Linked DNA regions of Homo sapiens: region 1 is linked to region 2. A link is a contact called in ENCODE Hi-C or POLR2A ChIA-PET data. All regions are on one chromosome and are shown on one strand. The core of a region is the stretch at or near the end of the contact, and the rest is flanking DNA. Distances in the headings are between cores, read along the strand shown. Region 1 has its middle 110 kb from the start of SLC22A3. Region 2 overlaps SLC22A3 (solute carrier family 22 member 3).

Region 1 (3,801 bases), core at 1,047-3,546, 56 kb before region 2:
AAACTCTTAATGTCTCAATTCCGCTTTCTCAGAGGTGCAGGTGAGGGCGTAGGGAGTCTGGGGCCCTGGAAAAGCGTTCTGACTCTGCCACTAGCCAGATAGACCTGAACTACACACGTTACCTCTTTGTATCACTTGGCTCTAATCCCTGTAAAACCAGCATTTTCAAATGGTGCTTTGCACATCAGCCTTTTGTATAAGCTTTCATTTAATGAAATGTCTTTTGGGTTTTTAAAAAACGTTAAAAACCACTGGCCTAGATAATTTCAAAGCTGGGTTCCCTATTTCTGTCTCTTTCCTATTATATTTAAAACCTCACCTCCTTGACTTCTTGTTCCCTTTTTCTGCACTGCTTAGTCTGGGAGCAGTGAGGCCAAATAAAAGGAAACTTGGCTTGAGGGACACCTATGGGTGTGCCAGGCTGCTCCTGGTGTTTGCATATTTTAAAATTTAAATACTAGAAACCTCTCCGCGTTAGGTATTGTTGTTTCCATTTTACCATTGAGGAAGCTGGGGCTCAGAGAAGGTGCAGGGTGGTACAGACAAACCTGAATTGGAACCCTGGCTCCCGCCTATGGGCTGTCGGGACTTAGAAAAGTCGTGAGCTCTCGCTGATTGTTTCCTAGCTGATGTGGGCTGCAGGGCTGTTACAGGGAAATAATAAGAAAGTGCATCAAGTGCCGAGCACATCCTAAGCACTCCACCATGGCAGCTCCTACTAATAATATGGAATAGAGTTGAATCTAACATGACTCTTTCTTGCAAGTGACAGAAAATCCAACTCAAATTGGATTAAGCAAAACAAGGCAAATTCTTAGTGAGCTGAAAAGTCTTCAGGCTCACATTAGGCCCCAGACCCCAGACCCTCCCAATCATGGAGTAGGCACTATTTGGGGCACAAAGGTGACACTCCCGTGGCTGCAGATGCTGTGGTGGCTCTGGCTCTGTTGAGAAAGAATAAGAAAGGCCACTCTCTCCCTTACATGAACAATAGTCTGTCCACTCTGAGAGACTGAAATTGGGTCATGGTCCTGCCCCTGAGCCCGTCACTGATTGGCTCTGACCTGCATCAGCTGTTCCATGCTGAAGGTGGAGGCAGGACCCCATTCATACCCAGAAGGGAGCAAAAGGTAGATCCCTCACCAGAATTATGGGATGTAGGGTGAAAGGCTGCTGGGCAGCCAGAAAACAAACAGATCCTCTACAATACTTCAACTGATGAAAGCATGAAGCTAAAATCATAAGGATCCGGGTGTGAGTTCTGTCTCTCCCATATTCCATGTGACGTTGGGCAGTTATTTAATCTCTTTTAGCCTCAGCTTTCTCATCTGTACTTACATATAAGGTCATTGTGAGGATTAGGGTTATTAATCATCGCCGTCATCCCCGTCCACCACTTATCATCATCCTCCCCATCAACATCATCACCACCACCGTCATCATCATTACTACCATTACCATCACCACCATTCCACCACCATCACCATCATCACCATCACCACCGCCATCATCATCATTACTACCACTACCACCGCCATCACCACCATCACCATCACCACCATTGCCATTATCACTACCACCACCATCATCACCATCACCACCACCATCACCATTATCATTACCACAACCATCATCACCACCACCATCATCACTATTATCACTACTATCACCATCACTATCACCACTATCATCATAAATAAACATCACATAACCGGCGTGTAACCGGGCCTTGACCCCAGAGCCCACTCGCTGTGTCCTCTCTCCCACCCCCTTCTGCACATTTCTAACCACCATCCTGCACTGGCTCCCTGTCTCCTCTGGTCTCACCCACATGTCCACTGAGAAAATGATTCTCAGAACACTAACTAGACCAGGAGGAGTCACAAAACATAACTCAGATCTGTTTATCGATTTTCTATATGTTGATGACATCAGATCAATGGGTGTTCTCAGCTTCTCAGAGGGAGGTCGAAATTCTCCCCCTCTCCCCTTCATGTTTCCAGACCTTCCTTGACTTGGATATTCCAAATGCAGAGTAGGTGTTGAGGCCAAGGGGCTCTTCCGTGTCAGCCCCATCCACAATCACTGGGCTAATCTTGTGGCCCTCTCCCCAGGACCCAATCAGGGAGGGCTTCAATCCTCAAGGTCACCCGTGGCCCCCCGCCCTCAGAGGTGCCATCTCTACATTGGCCACTGGATGGCAGCACATACTCACAGACCGCGTCAATTTCCTGGCAACTAGTGGTGGGTTTACCTCCTGATCAGGATGTTTGCCTTGCTCTGAGAGCAGATCTGAGAGCAGTGATATCTAACTTAATTTTCAGCAAAATATTTTGAAAAGGGTGCTCCCTCACCCATCTACACAGTCCACGTCATGCACCCCCTGCCCGATGCTTGGTAGCCAGGAGGAGCTTCCTCCATGCAGCTCCTTCCCGGCTAGGGCTGAGCTGGGCTCTGGAGCCAGGCTCTGGGAAGAGCCTCTTCTACGCTGCTCATGTAAACTCCAGATTCAGTGTCAGTTTTCTGAACCTGAGACAATGATCTAAGTGCAGTCCAACACTTTGGGGGAAGAAAGAAAGAGTGCCTCAGCTTTTGCCTGTGTCATGCTCGCAAAGCAAAATATTTTGAGAAATTCTAATCAAAGCTGGGCTTGCAAAATTGGAAAACGATTATTTGTGAGAGCACTGAGACATCCTTGGCGTGTCCATCTGGAAAAACAGCATTCCCTCTGGCAGTTTAGCAGATGTTCTGTTTCAATTTGGCAAAGGAAATAAAGCAGTTTTTCACAAAAGAAAAACTACAACTAGGAGAATTGTCCCTAGTTGTATTTCTTCTCCCTAATTGTCAAGGAAGTGTAAATCAGAAAATGAATCAGGACAATTTCCACCTACTATGTTAGCTAATCTTTTAAAAATTGAATACTCACAAGGGTGAGGAGAATTGTTTCCAGTAACATTTTATACTGTCACACACTTTTAGAAAATAATTTGGGAGTGTTACCGCGAGATGGAAATATGTCAACATAATTATGGGAACTTAGACTTCAGAAAAGAAACGAGAATGAACTTTATGAACAAACATGTGGAAGATTGGAAGCAAGAGTGGGGCCAGTGTGCACGGGGAGGAAGCATTTGGGCAGTGACTCCGCAGACCCAGGCTCAAGCTGAACTACACAACCTCCTTACACCTCAGTTTCCTCAGCTGTAGAACAGGAATGATAAAAGTGCCTGTTTCATAGGACGGTTGTGAGGATGAAGTGAGATACACCACATTAAGAGCTTGTGCCTGAAAAGGTTAATTCTTAGTAAATGACGACTATTCTTTTTATTGCAATAAAATATACACAACATAAGAGTTAGGATTTTAATTATTTTGCAGGGTACCACTGAATGGCATTCAGTACATTCACAATGGTGTGCAACCATCACCATATTTTCAGAACATTTTCCTCATCTCAAAAGGAAACCTCATGCCAATTAAGCAGTCACTCCCCATTAAAATATTAGTTATGAAGATTGTAGCATTATTTTAAAAACTCATGATATACATTGATTGAAAAAATCAGTATATAAAATTGTGCATTATGATGTAAGTAGTAAAGAAGCATATAAAAAATCTGAAAAAGTATATAAAAAGAATAGCAATTGCATTTCTCAGACTCTCTTTACATTGTAAAAATCATTTTCATACTTTCAAAAGAAAAGCAAAAAGTACACAAACAACAACGAACGTAAAACACCATGACAAAGCCCAGATCGTTAAACCCAGATCTCAGGAACACAGAATCATATATGATGTTTA
Region 2 (3,569 bases), core at 804-3,303:
TAGATAAGGTTGTCTAAAGAGGAAAATTAGATACAGTTGATTGATGATGCTGTTGAGTTCAATTATATCTTTATAGGTTTTTTACCTGTTGAATCTGACCATTTCCAACAAAGGGATGTTGAAGTCTCCAGTGAAATCGTGGATTAATCTATTTCTCATTCCAGTTTTATCACAGTTTTTGCCTCTTATAATTTTGTGCTCTGCTACTAAACACATAGATATTAAGGATTATTGGCTTCTTGGAGAATTGACCCCTTTGTCATTATATAATGCCCGTTTTTATCCCTGATAACTTTCCTTCCTCTGAAGTCTGCTCTGCTGATAATAGTATAGCTACTTCTGCTTTACTTTGATTACTGCTATCATGGTATAGTTTTCTCCATCCATTTACTATTAGTGTATATGTGTCTGTATATTGAAAGTGGATTTCTTGTAGACAACATATATGGTTGGGTCTTGTTTGTTGATCCACTGTGAAAATCTCTGTCTTTTAGTTGGCTCATTTAGACCATCTTACATTTAAAGTGAGTATTGGCATGGTTGGATTAATGTCTACCGTATTTGTTATCATCTTCTATTTGTTTCCCTTATTTTTTATTCTTATGTTTGTATTCCACACTTTTTCCTGGCTTTTGTGGTTTCATTGAACAGCAGTTTATAGGATTCCACATTTTCTTCATTTTAGCATATCAGTCATGCTTTTTTAAAAAAAATCTTTTTTTAGTAGTTGCTTTAGAGTTTACAATATACATTTATAACTAATTCAAATCCACTTTCAAATAACACTGTATCACTTCATGAGTAGTATGAGTACCTTATAACAAAAAATACTCTATATATGCTTATGTATGCTTATATATATAAACATACACAACCAAACACATTGTTGCTATTATTTTGAATAAACTATTATCTGTTAGATCAATTGAGAATAAGAAACATATTCTCAATTGCTTATTCCTCTCCAATGCCTTTCCTTTATGTAGATCTGGATTTCTAACCTAGATCATTTTCATTCTCTCTAAATAATTTCTTTTAACATTTATTACAAGGCATCAAATTCCCTCAATTTTTGTCTAACAAAGTCTTTATTTCTCCTTCACTTTTAAATGATAACTTTGCACAGTATAGAATTCTAGATTGGATTTTTTTTCTTGACACTTTAAGTATTCCACTTTCTTCTTGCTTACCTGGTTTCTGAAAAGAAGTAGGGTGTAATTTTTATCATTGCTCTTTTACTATAGTAAGACATTATCCCCCCACTCTTCTTTCAGAATTTTTCCTTTATCTTTGGCTTTCTGTAGTTTGACTACGATATAACTAGGTATACTTTTTTATGTTTATCTTGCTTGATTTCCTTTGAGTTTCCTGGATCTGTGGTGTCTGCCATTAATTTTGAAAAATTCTCAGTCATTATTGTTTAAAATATTTTTTCTATTTCTCGCTCTCTTTATTCTCCTTTTGGTATTCCTATTACACATATATTATATCTTTTGTAATTGTCCCACAGTTATTGAACATTCTGTTCTGCTTTTTCAGGTGGTTGTTATTGTGTGTGTGGGTTTTTTTTTTTTTTTTTTTTTTCAGTTTTGGAGGTTTCTACTGGGATATCCTCAAGGCCAGAGATTCTTTCCTCAGCTATGCCCAATCTCCTAATAAGCCCAGTAACAACGTTTTTCATTTCTGTTACAGTGTTTTTGATCTCTAGCATTTCATTTGGTTTCTTTTTTTAGAATTTCCATCTCTCTACTTACATAGCCCAACTGTTCTTGCATGCTACTTTATGCATCAGACTTCTTGGCATAGTTGTTTTACATTCTTAGCCTGATCATTCCAACATCCCTGCCATATCTGAATTTAGTTCTGATGCTTACTCTGTCTCTTCAACTGTGTGTGTGTGTGTGTGTGTGTGTTTTGGCTTTTAGTATGTCTTGTAATTTTTTCTTGATAGGTGGACATGGTGTACTGGGTAAACGGAACTGCTATAAATAGACCTTTAGTAATGTGGTGGTGAGGTGTTGGGGGAGGGAAGGCATTCTGTGGTTCTATGAGTAGCTCTCAGTCTTTTAGTGAACCTATGTCTCTAAACGGTGAACTTCACAAATGCTTCTCTATCCCTCTCCTCTGAACTAGGGGAGAAAGGCTAGAGGGGGCTGGAGCTGGGTATTTCCCTTCTTCCAAGTTGAAAGCTAGAGGAGGCTAGAATTTGGTGTTTCTCTTTCTCCACTTGGAAGGCTAGAAGGGGCTGGAGTTGGTATTTCCCTTCCCCCAGATCAATGAGGCTCTCAGAAAACCCCAGAAGATTAGGCTCTGGTTAAACATCTTCTCCTGAGGGCAGACATTGTTAAGAACGATATTCTGGCATATTTCAAAATTGTTCCTTTTCCCCTCTGGCTGCCAGAGCATGAGGGATTTTCCTTAATATTCACCTTTGGAACCTTGTAGAGCTTCAGGTGGCAAAAAAAAAAAAAAAAAAAAAAAAAATCACAAAAGCTTGGGCCCTCCTTTGAGTGAGTCCCTCTAGAGTTTTTAATCCTTCAGGTCATCCACAGTGATCCTCCAGGAATTCATCAATTACAGTTCATGTTTATCTACCCTGGCTCTCTCAAGGAGGTTTCTGCGCCTGTGTTATGATTCTCTGTATTCTCCTGTCTTTCTATTTAGTGGGGTTGGGGGTGCGGGGTGATGCTGAAGGTAGTAGTTTGCCCTGTAATCTCACTTCTCTTATGGATCTGAGAAGAATTATTGATTTTTCAGTTTGTTCAGCATTTTACTTGTTGTCAAGACTGAGTGGCAAATTCTAAGCTCCTTATAGGCTGAACAGGAAACCAGAAGCCCCAATCTAGATTTTATATTCACTTTCCACCCTTCCTACACTGTACTCTCATTGACAAATGGCCTATTAAGTTATTTCTTGTTCTTCCTTCACATATATAAATCATGGATATGGAGGAAGAGAAGAAGCCAAATGTAGGAAGCAGAGTTATTCATGGCTCCTCTTTTTCCCAGGTCTGGCCCCTCCCCTCCAAGGCAGCAAGTCCTATATGAGGACAGATGCTCAATCACTTATGAGAATATAGGAAGGGGAAATTCCCCACTTTAGTAACGTTAATTTAGTTTGGAGATATGGTTATTGACTGAGTAAGAGAAAAAAAACACAGATGAAGCAAAACCTAATATCCAAATTAGAAAGAGTAAAAACAAAACAAAATAAATAAATATTTAAACTGCACAGTTCCAAATTGTAGCCAGCAAAAAAAGAGTGGCATGTGGGGGAAATTAGGAAAGGAAAGATGAAGCTTGAAAGGGCTAGAAGTAGAACAGGAGAAAAGGACATCGATAAAAAGAAGAAAAAGGGGAAAGGGCATCACACATGAAAGGATCCAGCAGAAACTCACATGCAAAGGACAGCTGTGGAGAGGGCGAGAGAGAAACATGAAAGAGAAAGAAAAAGTGACAGAAAATGAAACCCAAGGCTCTACCCATTTTGAAGCACTGGTCTGATTAAACTCAGATCTTCAATTGGCTACAGGATATGGGGCCTTTTGTTGTTCTATTAGCTAATTAAT

Evidence for each region. Hi-C counts contacts between places; a loop is a spot of excess contacts on that map. ChIA-PET counts read pairs that join two places held with the same protein, here RNA polymerase II (POLR2A). Pooled maps may share reads with other maps.
Region 1: a loop to region 2 is called in a map of ascending aorta, with 2.0 times the contacts of the local background. The contact joins two enhancer-like sites. A Hi-C loop is called at or near these places in 1 of 168 maps with a recorded cell type or tissue (ascending aorta), 4 of 37 single-sample maps with no recorded cell type and 7 of 50 pooled maps. POLR2A ChIA-PET finds 5 or more read pairs at or near these places in 1 of 52 experiments (MCF 10A).

Annotation. Positions count from the first base shown.
Region 1 is chr6:160,454,531-160,458,331 of GRCh38, reverse strand. No RefSeq gene overlaps it. Among named protein-coding and RNA genes, the nearest start is that of SLC22A3, 110 kb to the right of the region's middle. Within about 2 kb of position 2,296, at least 11 of the 41 ENCODE cell types and tissues checked have a DNase peak (open chromatin) inside an H3K27ac peak, as active enhancers do.
Region 2 is chr6:160,399,000-160,402,568 of GRCh38, reverse strand. All of the region lies in intron 2 of SLC22A3 (solute carrier family 22 member 3), which reads right to left. Among named protein-coding and RNA genes, the nearest start is that of SLC22A3, 52 kb to the right of the region's middle. Within about 2 kb of position 2,053, at least 3 of the 41 ENCODE cell types and tissues checked have a DNase peak (open chromatin) inside an H3K27ac peak, as active enhancers do.